Linked DNA regions of Homo sapiens: region 2 is linked to region 1. A link is a loop called in an ENCODE intact Hi-C map of the cell type or tissue named here. Cell type or tissue: B cell. All regions are shown on one strand.

What was found. Hi-C counts contacts between places; a loop is a spot of excess contacts. Peaks named below come from ENCODE experiments on the same cell type or tissue, not always from the same donor. Only the 100,000 strongest peaks of a DNase experiment are listed, where the experiment ranks them.
Region 2: it touches region 1 in a loop (9-fold over the local background); 3 of 110 quality-filtered maps call a loop at or near these places.

Annotation. Positions count from the first base shown.
Region 1 is chr12:57,455,249-57,463,248 of GRCh38, forward strand. INHBE (inhibin subunit beta E) reads left to right here and starts at 59. Exons shown (of 2, transcript NM_031479.5): 1 at 59-586; 2 at 846-2,777. The coding sequence starts at 289. The coding sequence ends at 1,600. It overlaps GLI1 (GLI family zinc finger 1), which reads left to right and starts at 4,537. Exons shown (of 12, transcript NM_005269.3): 1 at 4,537-4,953. LOC124902947 (a long non-coding RNA gene) reads right to left here and starts at 7,724. Exons shown (of 2, transcript XR_007063335.1): 1 at 7,495-7,724; 2 at 2,194-4,313. RefSeq lists enhancers at 1-32, 4,126-4,205, 4,216-4,265 and a silencer at 6,485-6,534. In B cell, CTCF peaks have their summits at 1,077 (motif pointing left), 1,277, 4,006 (motif pointing right), 7,604 (motif pointing left) and 1 weaker place; DNase peaks (open chromatin) are centred at 1,063, 3,913, 4,463, 7,583 and 6 weaker places; H3K4me3 peaks cover 4,681 bases; H3K27ac peaks cover 4,491 bases.
Region 2 is chr12:57,275,986-57,283,985 of GRCh38, forward strand. It overlaps R3HDM2 (R3H domain containing 2), which reads right to left. Exons shown (of 24, transcript NM_001394031.1): 13 at 7,839-8,000; 14 at 4,373-4,545. Among named protein-coding and RNA genes, the nearest start is that of STAC3, 29 kb to the left of the region's middle. RefSeq lists an enhancer at 3,795-4,994. In B cell, no CTCF peak of the experiment used is centred here; a DNase peak (open chromatin) is centred at 4,396; H3K27ac peaks cover 1,902 bases.

The sequences.
Region 1 (8,000 bases):
CTGGCTGACCACTAGGTTTGGAAGACCCAGGCAGCTGGCTCTAAAGAGGCCCCAGGTCAGTAGCCAGACATGAGCTGTGAGGGTCAAGCACAGCTATCCATCAGATGATCTACTTTCAGCCTTCCTGAGTCCCAGACAATAGAAGACAGGTGGCTGTACCCTTGGCCAAGGGTAGGTGTGGCAGTGGTGTCTGCTGTCACTGTGCCCTCATTGGCCCCCAGCAATCAGACTCAACAGACGGAGCAACTGCCATCCGAGGCTCCTGAACCAGGGCCATTCACCAGGAGCATGCGGCTCCCTGATGTCCAGCTCTGGCTGGTGCTGCTGTGGGCACTGGTGCGAGCACAGGGGACAGGGTCTGTGTGTCCCTCCTGTGGGGGCTCCAAACTGGCACCCCAAGCAGAACGAGCTCTGGTGCTGGAGCTAGCCAAGCAGCAAATCCTGGATGGGTTGCACCTGACCAGTCGTCCCAGAATAACTCATCCTCCACCCCAGGCAGCGCTGACCAGAGCCCTCCGGAGACTACAGCCAGGGAGTGTGGCTCCAGGGAATGGGGAGGAGGTCATCAGCTTTGCTACTGTCACAGGTGGGTGAGGGAGAGAGCAACAGGCAAAGAGCAGACAGGGAAAGGGAGGCAGAAGGGGAGCCTGGCAGGAGCAGCAGAGGGAGTGGGGTGTGGCAGGAGAAGGAGGAGCTGGGGCAGGGACTGGTTGCAGAGGACACAAAGCAGTCTCTACTTTTCTAGAGGTAGGTTCGAGGGAGAGCAGTGGGCAGGGCTTGGGGAGTCTCAGAGGAGAGCTTCATCTCTACTCACATTTTCTTTCCCTTTTCTGTCTTTCGGGCAGACTCCACTTCAGCCTACAGCTCCCTGCTCACTTTTCACCTGTCCACTCCTCGGTCCCACCACCTGTACCATGCCCGCCTGTGGCTGCACGTGCTCCCCACCCTTCCTGGCACTCTTTGCTTGAGGATCTTCCGATGGGGACCAAGGAGGAGGCGCCAAGGGTCCCGCACTCTCCTGGCTGAGCACCACATCACCAACCTGGGCTGGCATACCTTAACTCTGCCCTCTAGTGGCTTGAGGGGTGAGAAGTCTGGTGTCCTGAAACTGCAACTAGACTGCAGACCCCTAGAAGGCAACAGCACAGTTACTGGACAACCGAGGCGGCTCTTGGACACAGCAGGACACCAGCAGCCCTTCCTAGAGCTTAAGATCCGAGCCAATGAGCCTGGAGCAGGCCGGGCCAGGAGGAGGACCCCCACCTGTGAGCCTGCGACCCCCTTATGTTGCAGGCGAGACCATTACGTAGACTTCCAGGAACTGGGATGGCGGGACTGGATACTGCAGCCCGAGGGGTACCAGCTGAATTACTGCAGTGGGCAGTGCCCTCCCCACCTGGCTGGCAGCCCAGGCATTGCTGCCTCTTTCCATTCTGCCGTCTTCAGCCTCCTCAAAGCCAACAATCCTTGGCCTGCCAGTACCTCCTGTTGTGTCCCTACTGCCCGAAGGCCCCTCTCTCTCCTCTACCTGGATCATAATGGCAATGTGGTCAAGACGGATGTGCCAGATATGGTGGTGGAGGCCTGTGGCTGCAGCTAGCAAGAGGACCTGGGGCTTTGGAGTGAAGAGACCAAGATGAAGTTTCCCAGGCACAGGGCATCTGTGACTGGAGGCATCAGATTCCTGATCCACACCCCAACCCAACAACCACCTGGCAATATGACTCACTTGACCCCTATGGGACCCAAATGGGCACTTTCTTGTCTGAGACTCTGGCTTATTCCAGGTTGGCTGATGTGTTGGGAGATGGGTAAAGCGTTTCTTCTAAAGGGGTCTACCCAGAAAGCATGATTTCCTGCCCTAAGTCCTGTGAGAAGATGTCAGGGACTAGGGAGGGAGGGAGGGAAGGCAGAGAAAAATTACTTAGCCTCTCCCAAGATGAGAAAGTCCTCAAGTGAGGGGAGGAGGAAGCAGATAGATGGTCCAGCAGGCTTGAAGCAGGGTAAGCAGGCTGGCCCAGGGTAAGGGCTGTTGAGGTACCTTAAGGGAAGGTCAAGAGGGAGATGGGCAAGGCGCTGAGGGAGGATGCTTAGGGGACCCCCAGAAACAGGAGTCAGGAAAATGAGGCACTAAGCCTAAGAAGTTCCCTGGTTTTTCCCAGGGGACAGGACCCACTGGGAGACAAGCATTTATACTTTCTTTCTTCTTTTTTATTTTTTTGAGATCGAGTCTCGCTCTGTCACCAGGCTGGAGTGCAGTGACACGATCTTGGCTCACTGCAACCTCCGTCTCCTGGGTTCAAGTGATTCTTCTGCCTCAGCCTCCCGAGCAGCTGGGATTACAGGCGCCCACTAATTTTTGTATTCTTAGTAGAAACGAGGTTTCAACATGTTGGCCAGGATGGTCTCAATCTCTTGACCTCTTGATCCACCCGACTTGGCCTCCCGAAGTGATGAGATTATAGGCGTGAGCCACCGCGCCTGGCTTATACTTTCTTAATAAAAAGGAGAAAGAAAATCAACAAATGTGAGTCATAAAGAAGGGTTAGGGTGATGGTCCAGAGCAACAGTTCTTCAAGTGTACTCTGTAGGCTTCTGGGAGGTCCCTTTTCAGGGGTGTCCACAAAGTCAAAGCTATTTTCATAATAATACTAACATGTTATTTGCCTTTTGAATTCTCATTATCTTAAAATTGTATTGTGGAGTTTTCCAGAGGCCGTGTGACATGTGATTACATCATCTTTCTGACATCATTGTTAATGGAATGTGTGCTTGTATGGTCTTGTGTTACAGTCTTTTTCAGTTTTAATTTCTAATGTGGTGAATTGATAGATGTAAATCATATGAACAAAAGCTCAATGATTTTTTTTTTTTTGAGACGGAGTCTCGCTCTGTCGCCCAGGCTGGAGTGCAGTGGCACAATCTCGGCTCACTGCAACCTCCACCTCCCAGGTTCAAGCGATTCTCCTGCCTCAGCCTCCTGAGTAGCTGGGACTACAGGCCTGCGCCACCATGCCCAGCTATTTTTTGTATTTTTAGTAGAGATGGGGTTTCACCATGTTGGCCAGGCTGGTCTCGGACTCCTGACTTGAGGTGATCCGCCTGCCTTGGCCTCCCAAAGTGCTGGGATTACAGGTCTGAGCCACTGTGCCTAACCTAATGACTTTTAAGAGTATAGAGGAAACCAAAAAGTTTGAGACTCACTGGTCTATAGAACTGGGTGGGGAGAAGAAAGTAAGGTGTTCTAAGAGAGCTCTTCTTGCTGGGCACCGGTGGTCCCAGCTACTTAGGAGGCTAAGGCCGGAAGACCGCTTAAACCCAGGAGTTCGAGGCTATGATCACACTTGTGAATAGCCTCTGCACTCCAGCCTGGGCAAATAGTGAGGCCCCGTCCCAAATAAAAATAAATAAATACATAAATACATAAATAGCTCCTCTGGAAGAAGGGGCTCGAGGCTGGGACAGGAGCATGTGTGGGGTGCCTTTTTTTCAGTGCCCATTAGTCTGGTCTGACTGAGCTGGGTCTCTGACCCTCTGGGGATAACTAGCCTGGGTCAAAGTCCCAGATCTCCCCCTACCTTCACCTTTTCTTTTCCCCCTTGACCCTCAGACTGAACAGTTAACCCACTGACCTTCCACACCCAAGGGGGTGGTTCTTGGAAGCAGAGCTAGGATGTGGGAGGTCTGCCTGTGGGGTTGAAAAAAAGGGGAGAGGGTGCCCTTTTTCCTTGTCATGCTTCCTCCTCTTTCTCATAAAAATCAGAGACTGAAATGCTGCCCCTCCCTTATATCCGGTCACGATGGCAATGCAAATCTAAAGAGGCAGGGCACTTCCCTGTCAGGCAGTACCGCTGGGCATAGCAACCTCTGCCTCTCCGTTTCTCAGAGCTCACATATCCACCTCCTGGGCTTTTAAGTGGGCTTTAGTGAGGGGCTCCTCCTTCAACTGGGCTCCTCCTTCAGTTCCCCAGCTCTTCTGCTTCGACTCCGAGCGGGTGTCATGTGTGAGAACGGCCAGCAGAGGGAGCAGAAAGCCTGGAAGAGCAGCTAGAGCCTGCAGTGACGTGGTGCGGAGGGGCGGCACCCTCCAGAACTTCGAGACGTAGAGCCGGGGTTCTAGGGAAAGGGGCTTCAGTCCCAGGGCTCCTTGGTGACCTCGTGAACCACACCCTGCACCCAGAGCCTCAGCCGCTGCTCCTTGCTTTTATGCTCCATAGACTCCTCACCTTCTTCCAGAGCCCCCAACCCAACTTGATTTGCCCCAAACCGCAACTCTGTCCCGGCCGCTGCAAGTTCCATCCAAAGGGTGAGGCCTGCAGATAAACCACAGGATGGCAGAATGCTCAGTTAGCACCAACCAAAGGCGACTACCCTACCTCCACTATTATCGTTCTCGGTTGAACTTCTCCCCCTGCCCCGCAATATTTTCCTCAATCTGGTTGTCGGGGCCTCTTTGGGGCCAGCCGATCCAGAAATCCAAGCCGGGATTTAGTACTCACCAACAGCAGCGTGTTCAGCCGGGGCGGGGGGGGGGGCGTAAGCAGTATAGGGTCCCTCAAGGGAGGGGGAGGATCCTGGGGGTCCTGGGGGTGCAATAAGCCCGGCACCCCTTCTCTTGCTTCCAGCTACCCCGCCTCATCCTCCAGAACGGCAAGAGGGAGGGAAATAGAAGGGAGGTGAGGGGCGAGCGGGAAGAGCGGCGGCGCGCCAGCGGCTGGAGAGAGAAAAAGTTTTTGCAAAAGGGAAAAAAAAAGTTTGCGCTTCTCGCGGGTGGTCCGGGCTTGCGGCCCGGCGGGCTGGGCCGGCGGGAGGGCTGGGGGCCAGGTTGGGGGGGTGGGGGTGGCATCGAGGCTGCGCTGCCGTGGCCCTCTCCGCCCCCCCTCCCCACCGCACACCCCCCAGCCCAGACTCCAGCCCTGGACCGCGCATCCCGAGCCCAGCGCCCAGACAGAGGTGAGAAGGGGGGGCAGGCGGGGGACCACCTGGGAGCAGTGGGGGAGGGGGCCTGAGGGGATGCTCAGCTTCTTAGGGACTCATCCCAGACCCGGGACATAGAGGCAAAATAGGGGTGGGAGAGCCTGGGGTGAGACATTAGAAACTCCAGATTTTTCACTTGTGTCTTTCTCTGTATCTTCTTTTTCTTCCCTTTTTTTCTTCTGTCAGTCTGTGTATCTCTGTCTCAGGGAACCGTGGGTCTTTGTCTCCGCCTCTCCCATATATTAGAAATATCTTACTTTCATGCGGTTAAGTTTAAGAGGCTGGAGGGATGGCTAGCTGGAGGTCTGCGTTGTAGAGAGGTAACCCCAGGTGTGTGTCTGCGCGTGGGGTAGGAAGATGTCAGTGTTTCTGAAAGGTGGGGACTGCAAAGGAGGGAGCTCCAGGTGGGGTGGGGACGGGTGTGTGGGAGGCAACAGAGCCACTAGGGGCCAGCCAGGCTTGAACCTTTGACCTGTCTTGTGACAGATGTGCCAGTGGATGCTTGTGCTTTAGGGGAAAGGAGTGTCTTCTGGACTTGGAAGGGGGCTGGGGCGGGGGGGGGCTGTCCAAGGTCTAGTGAAGGCCCTAGAATGACCCCATGCAATTTGGACTCCTGAGTCCCAAGGGCTGTGGGCAAGGAGCTCAGGAGGAGCCGGGGAGACCTTGTCTTGACCCTCTGACCTCAGGACCACCGGGGCAGCGGGAGCCAGCCGCAGGGAGACCCCTACCGGGGCTGGGCGGGACCACTGGCCACTGCCAGCCTGTGTATCCCCGTTGGCACCCCGCCCAAACGGGAGCTGGGGATCGAGGCCCCTCCTCTGGCTCAGACCACCCTGCCTGCCCTTGCTCCCCGCTCTGAATCCTCTTTCAGGTCCCATGACCCCGAAACAATCAGCACTGGGCAGCTAGCTTTCGGGACAGGATTACGGAAAGGGGACCCCGTAGAGCCTGGGGACTGAGGGTTTTAGGGGTCTGGAGAGCTGGGGTCTTCTAGGATAGGTCTTTACGTTCCAGTAGAGGGAGAAGGCGGGCGGTTTCCCGGGGGATATGTAAGGGTCGGAATAAGTGTGGTTTTCCCTAGGGGGCGGGGTCCAGAGACCTCTCCCCCTCCACCATTATCTCCCTGGCATCCCCGCCCTTGACGTCACCAGGGGGTTCCCGGGGGTCTGGAGGGGTTAACCCTTGGGAAGCCGGCTGCTATAACCAGCAACCTAAGGTGTCCGGGCCCCTCCTCCTCCCCATACACACCTAATTTTATTGACCCAGTCACTTTCTCTGCTTTCTCTCCCCTATACTTTCTGGATTCTTCTCCCTTTCTAACCCCACCAACGGGGACCCCCACTCTCCAGTAGTGCCCCCCTGGGCGCCACTGCCTGCTTTCCGGATGTGCTGAGAGGAGGAGGGAAGAATGTGGCCCGCCCCTCAGCCCCCACCCCTATGGCTCGCTCTACTGGGCTCCCGGGGCGGGTGGGGGGAGCGGAGCCGTCTGCAGCCAGTGCCTGCGGCGGCGACTTGGGTGGGCCGAGGAGGCACGGGGGCGGGGAAGGCGGGACCGGGAGTAGGGGGGCGGAGCCGACTCCTGGGAGTTGGGGAGCGGGGGTGCGAGGGGGACGCTGGAAAACAGGGAGACACCGAAGATGGTTTAGGGCTCCGGCAGGGGAACCCTAGAGCTCCCTGTCCCATCCCGAACTCTCACACCCCAGAAAAACTTTACCGAAGCTAAAAAAGTTGGCGACATTTTCCTTTTACTAGCCTGAAGGGGAGATATGGGTGGGCTGTGGAACGCGTGGGCGAGGAGGGGTGTAGCCCCATTTCCTTGGAGGCTCTTCGGCAGCTAGGCAGTGGGGCAGAAAGATGACTGAGTAGGCAAGTTTGGGGGAGTCTCTAGTGTTTGGGGGATCATTTGCAAACTTCCCTCCTTCCCCTGGGTGAGTCATAGAGGGAAGGAGGCGGGAGAATTGTCCCCCCATCCAGCTGCCAACCAGCTGTGCCCCCCGCCCCCCAACATTAGTTCCAAGGTCGAGTTGGGAGGTCTTGGATGCGGGATCCGCACCTCGGTTGGAAAAGGAGGAGTTAGAAAAGGGTACAGCCCAGGCTGCCGGGCCGGGCTGGGTCGCGGGGTCCGGGTTCCGCTCCCCATCTCACCCCGCCCTCACCCTAAATCCCAGCATCCCGGGATCACCCACCGCGCCGGCCGGCCCGGCCCGCTCCCGGTGGTTCTCCACCCCATCCCGCCCCACCCCACCCTCATTCCCGGGAGACTGGAAAACCCGGGATGGAGTCAAAACTGGAGTTTGAAAAGAAAAACGGACAGCAGCACCTTCTTCCTCGCTACGCTTTTATAAGGATCACATTGTTTTTTTCATTCTCTCAGAGTCTCCCCTCATACTTCCTTTCCTGTTCCCCCAAAACAGAGACCAAAAAGATTAGGTGGGCCTGATTTAAACTACCCCAGAATAACACCAGCTTTCACCTTTGTGCCCAACAGACCCAGAAGACTCCCCTCAGGAACCTTACCTCCTCCTCCACACTGTTTTCTGTCTAAGAGGGCAGATGGCTTGTGCTCCCTCCTGGCCCCACCTGGCTCTGTGTCGGGACTGTGGCTAGGGCTCCCTCTGCTGGACACTGCAGAGATTGTACACGGGCTGTCCCTGGGGAGGGGCACGAGAAGGAAGGGGGAACGGGCTCTAGCAGAGCCGCCCAGTGCTTGAAGTCAGATCCATCACACGAGTTCTCCCATCCCACCCTCAAAGCCGGCCCAGGGTTACAGCAAGAAGAATTAGAGGGTCCATGTTACTAAAATCACTTGAAGTTAATATAGGCACAATTAGTCCAAAACATGCCTTCTACACACAGACCACACAGGCAAAGCTCCCACCCAGGCAAAGCTCCCACCCAGTTCCCAAGAAGATCCCCAGAGTACACAGACTACAAGACTGCCTCTGCCTCTCTGGGACATCATTTCCCCTTACCCCTCCCCTCACTCAGCGAGTGATGCTTTTTTTGTTTTGAGACGGAGTCTA
Region 2 (8,000 bases), 180 kb before region 1:
GGCGGGCGGATCATGAGGTCAGAAGATCGAGACCATCCTGGCTAACATGGTGAAACCCCGTCTCTACTAAAAATACAAAAAATTAGCTGGGCGTGGTGGCGGTTGCCTGTAGTCCTAGCTACTCGGGAGGCTGAGGCACGAGAATGGCATGAACCCGGAGCTTGCAGTGAGTCAAGATCGTGCCACTGCACTCCAGCCTGGGCGACAGAGTGAGACTCCATCTAAAAAAAAAAAAAAAAAAAGAACTAAAAGTAGAACTACCATTTGATTCAGGAATCCCACAACTGGGTATCTACCCAGAGGAAAAAAAGTCATTATACAAAAAAGATACTTGCATGTGCATGTTTATAGCAGCACGATTCACAATTGCAAAATCATGGAACCAACCCAAATGCCCATCAATCAATGAGTGGGTAAAGAAACTGTGGTATATACACACAATGGAATACTATGCAGCCATAAAAAGGAATGAATTAACAGCATTTGCAGTGACCTGGATGAGATTGGAGACTATTATTCTAAGTGAAGTAACTCAGGAATGGAAAACCAAACATCGCATGTTCTCACTGATATGTGGGAGCTAAGCTATGAGGACGCAAAGGCATAAGAATGATAAAATGGGCCGGGCACAGCGGCTCACGCCTGTAATCCCAGCACTTTGGGAGGCCAAGGTGGGCGGATCATGAGGTCAGGAGTTTGAGACCAGCCTGACCTACATGGTGAAACCCCCATTTCTACTAAAAATACAAAAATTAGCTGGGCGTGGTGGTGCGTGCCTGTAATCCCAGCTACTCAGGAGGCTGAGGCAGGAGAACCGCTTGAACCCAGGAGGTGGAAGTTGCAGTGAGCCGAGAGTGCATCACTGCACTCCAACCTGGGTGACAGAGCGAGACTCCATCTCAAAAGAAAAAAAAAAAGAATGATAAAATGGACTTTGGAGACTTGAGGGGAAGAGTGGGAAGGGGGCAAGGGATAAAAGACTACAAATATGGTGCAGTGTATACTGCTCGGGAGATGGGTGCACCACAATCTCACAAATCACCTCTAAAGAGCTCACTCATGTAACCAAGTACTGCCTGTACTCCAATAACTTATGGAAAAATAAATAATGAACAAAAAAAAAAAAAAAAAAGACTGCCCTGAGGGATGTGGCTGCCACCTACTGGCAAATTCTGGGCTTGTTCACTGGCTCTTGATGACAAAAGGGGGCCCCGAGAACTCCTTTTCAAGAAGTCTACTTCATTTTAAGTAAATTGGGCAAAAGGGAGATCCTGGCCCTTTAATCCTCAGCCTCACCCCTGGTTTCACGAGCTTCACCGACACACAATTTGAAGGCCTGCTTGGACAGAGGAGCCCTGCCAGGAAGGGAAAGATCATAGTTTAGTCAGTACTGTTCCCAGACCTGGGGCAAGTGCCTTGTGTGACAGAGTTAAAGGTAACAACCCTTCCTCAAAGATTTTTTTTTTTTTTTTAGACAGAGTCTTGCTGTGTTGCCCAGGCTGGAGTGCAGTGGTGCAATCTCAGCTCACTGCAACCTCCACCTCCCAGGTTCAAGCAATTCTCATGCTTAGGAGGCTGATGACTCCCAAGAAGCTGGGATTACAGATGTGCACCACCACACCCAGCTAATTTCTGTATTTTTAGTAGAGACGTTGTTTCACCAGGTTGGCCAGGCTGGTCTCAAACTTCTGGCTTCAAGTAATCTGCCCTCCTCGGCCTCCCAAAGTGCTGGGATTACAGGCGTGAGCTACCGCACCCAGTCTCAAAGTTTTTCTTCTACAGGAAAAGCTTTAGAGTAAGCACAGTGGTGTTTGTGTGTGCACATGATCACTTCTTTAATCCTAGCACTGTTATGTACCATTAGAAACTGAACAATAATTATTCTCAGGCTCAGCAACTTTGGTCTAGGGAGCCCCCAGTGCTGAAGGCCAATCAGGGAAAAAGAAAGCAAAAGAAAGAAAGAAAATGGCAGTAGGAAGAGGAATAAAAAAATAAAGAGGAAGGGTGAAAAAGTGGAGAGGGAGAAAAAAGGAGATACATACAGTGAGATGGTGGGATAATTTTTAGCAGCTTCCATAAATGCTTCCAGGGCATCAAAACCTGGATAAATTCTTTCATTTGGAGTTAGTGATCACAATTAATCTCAAGAATGAATTTCTAAGAGAACAGGAATTGCTGCACCAAGTAGTGTTCCTTTACCCCCGAGCTATAGCACCTAACCTGGCACCACACTCCCCATAGGAGATAAGCCAATGCCAACGATCGACCAATTGACCCTCACAATCCAGTAGCAGGGACAGAACCTGAGTAGAAGATTGGGGTTTAGGGCCAGTCACTTGGACATTCTGTATAAATTTCAGTCCCAAATGGTTCTTTTATCTCTTTATTCCTCTCCCACTCTTGCCGTCTCGTCTGTTTCTAGGTATGAGATTATAGGTGGAAGATGCAGGCAGATGGGAGACTAAGAGGGAGAAAAGGGAGCAAGACTATTAAAATACACATTTTAGGGAAAAAAAAACCTAGAAAATATTAGGACCTTGGAAAAGCAAGTCATACACATAAAAAACACGGTAGCAGATGACAGAAGGAGAAGCATAGTTTACCCACTTACAGGTTTGAATTAAGACACAGACAGAGAAAAGTACACATACAAGGACACTATGCTTCAGTAGGGAGCAAGGTAAACTGAAGTGAACGAGACTTACTGGGGTAGATGGTGGTAGAACAAGAAAGTTAGGACTATAGAAAGAACTGACTTAGACTAAGATAGAGGACTGCAATGACTTGCATGCAAATTACATTTAGACACAAAGTAGGATTTCCTAGATCTTCACTGTTCTTTGTTTCAGCTTCATTTCACAATATTTGAGATAGGGCAATACTGGGCCATTCTGGGGTCTTTGCACTCTAGTTTCTAGTTCATGGGGTATTAGTGTTTGGGACTTGCTTCTTACACCTAGGGAAGAAATATATCTAAGGCCAAGCTGGACTAATAAGCAGAGGGATGAGGGAGCCTGGGAGGTAACATGAGAATGTAAACTACAGCAGAAAAGACTGCAGACACATGGGCTTTCCAGCTACCAGAGAATACTTCAGGATAAAGTATGGGGCTCTCCTCAAAAAGAGCTCTATTCGTGTGAGAAGGGAGTAAGTGAAGATCTCAGCACAGCTCTGCTCGGAGTATTAAGGTGACTTTTTTTTTTTTTTTTTTTTTTGAGACAGGGTCTTACTCTGTCGCCCAGGCTAGAGAGCAGTGGCGCGATCTCGGCTCGCCGCAACCTCCGCCTCATGGGTTCAAGCGATTCTCCTGCCTCAGCCTCCCTAGTAGCTGGGATTACAGGCACCCGCCACCATACGTGGCTAATTTTTGTATTTTTAGTAGGGACCGGGTTTCACCATGTTGGGCAGGCTGGTCTTGAACTCCTGACCTCAGGTGATTCACCCGCCTCAGCCTCCCAAAGTGCTGGGATTACAGGCTTGAGCAACCATGCCTGGCCTTAAGGTGACTTTTAAACATAGTCACCTTAATGACAATGGCCAGGCATGGTGGCTCATGCCTGTAATCTCAGCACTTTAGGAGGCCAAGGAGGGAGGATCACTTGAGCCCACAAGTTTGAGACCAGCCTAGGCAACATAAGCAAGACCCTATCTCAAAATAATAATAATAACAATACATTTTTTAAAAATTAAAAGAAAGAAATAAAACAGAATACTGAAGTTCTGGTTTAGAACAGGACTGATTCTTAGGCTAATGACCTTCCTGGTCTCCACAGATGCAAAACTTCACTTAAACTCTAGTTGGTACCAACATTTACCAGTCCAGCAACAGAAGGAGAAGGATACAGCCCTTTTGAGTCATGGAAAACAAAGACACATTTGGAGTCTTTGTGTTTCGTGGCATATGTATGGAAGGGGTCTTGAGTGTTATTTCTTTTTTCCGCAAACCCCAACACATAAATAGGTGTTTATGGGTCCACATAGTTGGTCAGATGATGGTGGAAGTTATAATCTTTTCAAGTTCCAATATATAGATGTAATGGAAAAAAATGCCTTGTTAATTACACATGGACATAGAGGGAGATGGGGTACAGTAGAAATGTGGTATGAAATAAAAGATTCTACTGACAATGTTCAGGAAGCAGAGGAAGAAATATAAAGCAAAAAACCCCCAAGCTGACTCAGTAGTTATTTGGCAAAACCTTTGCTCAAGGTTCTTCTTTCCCTACAACTAACAAATGAGAAATGGGGGAGAGAGTGGCATGTCTCCAAAAACTGATCCTTCCTGCCACCCACAGCACAAGAGACATGACGGTACATCTAAAGTTTGCTTGAATCAGAGTGGAGAGGACTCTGACACTGAGTGGTGACTCACCTGTGAGATCATGTGATTATTCAAGGGTGGCTGTTGCTGAGGCGTGGGTGGGAGAGCAGGAAGTTGCTGCTGCTGCTGCTGCTGTTGCTGCTGGGCAGTACAAGGGAGAAGCCCCCGGACAGACTGGGATGAGGTGACCTGGTTGCACACTTCTGGGGCACCTAGTGCCATACCTAAGGCAAAGAAGAAACCCACAAAAAGTTGTAAGCATAAGCCACGAACACATTATCCCTGGAAGCTTAGTCAGAGGGCTCTACTTTTTCTTTGCCTTTCCTCTTTATTCCCTTTTGTCCCCTCCCCCACTGTCTTTTGAAGATTCACAGATGAGCACAGATGCATTTCAGCTGCCTTGCTGATGCCAGTCCTCCTCTTTGCAGGCTTCTGCTCCCTAGGGACAGGAACCACCTTGACTGTCAAGTTTGGTTATGAAATTGAACAAAATGTGAGGCTGCTGAAGCACCTCCCCTGAAGTGTCTGGAATCTGTCCATCAAACTTAGATAGCTGAAAATATAAATGCTTACTTCCTGGGAAGGCACAGATTTTTGGTCTCTTAAGAGATCCGTCCTTTTGCTAGAGAGAGAGAGATCTGTCTTCTCTTTGCTTTCTTCTCAATTTGCAACATCTCTTATAAAAGTTGCTGAGGGCCGGGCGCAGTGGCTCATGCCTGTAATCCCAGCACTTTGCGAGGCTGAGGCGGGTGGATCACCTGAGGTCAGGAGTTTGAGACCAGCCTGGCCAACCAACATAGTGAAACTCCGTCTCTACTGAAAATATAAAAATTATCCGAGCTTGAGGGTGGGCGCCTGTAATCCCAGCTACCTGGGAGGCTGAGACAGGAGAATCGCTTGAACCCAGGAGGCAGAGGTTGCAGTGAGCTGAGATCGCGCCATGACACTCCAGCCTGGGCGACAAGAGCGAGACTCGGTCTCAAAAAAAAAAAAAAAAAAAATGTTGCTGAGAAAACTTCAAGCATACACATAACCTTTATCCAACTCATTTCCCCATTTCTAGGCTCTCCAAGGCATGAACTCATTCAACACAACATACTTTACTATGTGCCAAGCACTGTATAATGAACTAAAGACATAAAGATGAGTGAAACACAGTCCTTGCCCTTAACAGCACAGGAACTTTTTTCTTTTTTTGAGACAGGGTCTCACTCTGTCGCCCAGGCTGGAATGCAGTGGCACGATCTTGGCTCACTGCAACCTCCACCTCCCAGGTTCAAGCGATTCTTCTGCCTCAGCCTCCCAAGTAGCTGGGATTACAGGCACCCACCACCACGCCCAACTAATTTTGATGTCTTTGGTAGAGATGGGGTTTTGCCTTGTTGGCCAGGCTGGTTTCGAACTCCTGGCCTCAAGTGATCTGCCTGCCTCTGCCTCCCAGAGTGCTAGAATTACAGGTGTGAGCCACCATGCCCAGCCAACAGCACAGGAACTTCTGATGGGAGATAGACATCCACATGACAATTATAATCTGATAAGGATAAGGAATACATCAGTGATATCGACAAAGTTGCATGAAAGCAAAGATGAGGAAGCAAAAACTCCTGGGAGGGTCAGGAAAGGATTTAAAGAGGGGTCAGCAGGAAAGCTGGGGTTGAAGAATGACAGATGCTTATAAGACCAAGAGGAAACAAAGCTAATGCCATATTCAAGAAATGGTTGGTTGGGTGTGGTGGCTCATGCCTGTAATCCCAGCACTTTGGGAGGCTTAGGTGGGTGGATCACCTGACATCAGGAGTTTGAGACCAGCCTGGCCAACGTGGTGAAACCCCATCTCTACTAAAAATACAAAAAATTAGCCGGCCGTGGTGGCGGGTGCCTGTGATCACAGCTACTCGAAAGGCTGAGGCAGGAGAATCGCTTGAACCCGGGAGGCGGAGGTTGCAGTGAGCCGAGGTCGTGCCATTGCGTAACAAGAGCAAGACTCCATCTCAAAAAAAAAAAAAGGAAAGAAAGAAATGGTTGGAAAGAAGGAAAGATCTGGAAATTAGACAGCAATGGCAAACTGGAGTCAGGAAGTTATGCTATATTAAGTAATTTGGATTTTACTATTCAGGTGAGGATGCAGAAACGAACATTTTTAAAAGACTACTGATGAGTTTAGATCTGTTTTAGATTGGCAAACTGGCTCTAAAAAGGGCTAAGCAACCAGATGCAATGGCTCATGTCTGTAATCCCAGCTACTTGGGAGTCTGAGGTGGGAGGATCATCTGGGCCCAGGAGTTCAAGGCTGCAGTAAGCTGTGATGGTGCAACTGCAATCCAGCCTGGATAACAGCAAGACCCCGACTCTTGAAAAAGCAAAAAAAAAATCATAAAAAGAGCTGAGAATGGAGTAGAGATATCAGTTTGGGCGCCAGTGTCATAATTACATAAAAGAAAATAAAAGTGTGGATAAAGGCTGAGGCAGTGGGATTAGAAAGGAGGTAACAGAGAAGGGCAGCAGAGACCTAGGGGTCAGAGGCAAAATCTTCAGCACTACTGATGTCTTCTGAGGATAACTACAGAACTTCTGGGATGAGATTCAAGCAACTCTTCAAAGGGAGGAGGACGATGAAATAGAGGTCTAAATGCCCTTCTGCTAAGAGAGCAGCAGAAATAGATAGAGAAGGTTTTGTAGCAGGAGAGCTGATGGGTGGTTACAGAGCTTTCATGTGGAACATAGGAGTGTCTGCTCCTTTCCAGTGACTGAGCTCCAGAGAAGCAGCCATAGCAGCATCCCTCTAAATTCTAGCCTATTAGCTGGTATCAATTAATTACAAACTACTAAACTCTAAGGATTCCCTCTGCTCTACAAAGCCTCTACAATCTCAAGAGTCATAGAATGAAAGTGGCTATCATTTTCATCTTAGTATATAACTTGAGACCTGGGCTGATATGGATGTTCCACCTTACATGAAAATCAGAGAAAATAATCTAATCACAATCAATTCTTTTTTTTTTTCCAATCAGGCAGAAGGTTTGAAAGAAAATGAGGAGGACTAAATCCAAGCAAGGACAATGGATCCAAAATTCAAATGTCCCTTCCCCTGGCTGTATTAGGTTTCCAGGAAACTATACTGGGACAAATGTTTTATTGAAAGTAAATATGGGCTGGGCGTGGTGACTCACGCCTGTAATCCCAGCACTTTAGGAGGCTGAGGCAGGCAGATCACCTCAGGTCAGGAGTTTGAGACCAGCCTGACCAACATGGTGAGACCTCACCTCTACTAAAAATACAAAAATTAGTCAGGTGTGGTGGCGCATGCCTGTAATCCCAGCTATTCAAGCGGCTGAGGCAGGAGAATCACTTGAACCCGGGAGACAGAGGTTGCAGTGAGCTGAGATCACACCACTGCATTCCAGCCTGGGCAACAGAGGAGACTCTGTCTCAAAAAAAAAAGTAAATATCAGTGATGTTTCACAGGAGACAAGCAAGAAGGGATGGGTATGACATGGAAGAAAAGAAGCTGTAATACCTGGCCTGGAGATCCTTCCCGCACTGCCGCCTTTACTGCTGCCGATGCTGTCACCTCGGGTAAGGATAGAGATTCCACTGAAGCTGCTAGCTTTGGTGACAGGGGGTCGCATGCTCCGGACAGAGCCATCAGAGTCTGTGCTGCTCCAAGGGCGTGGCTCCA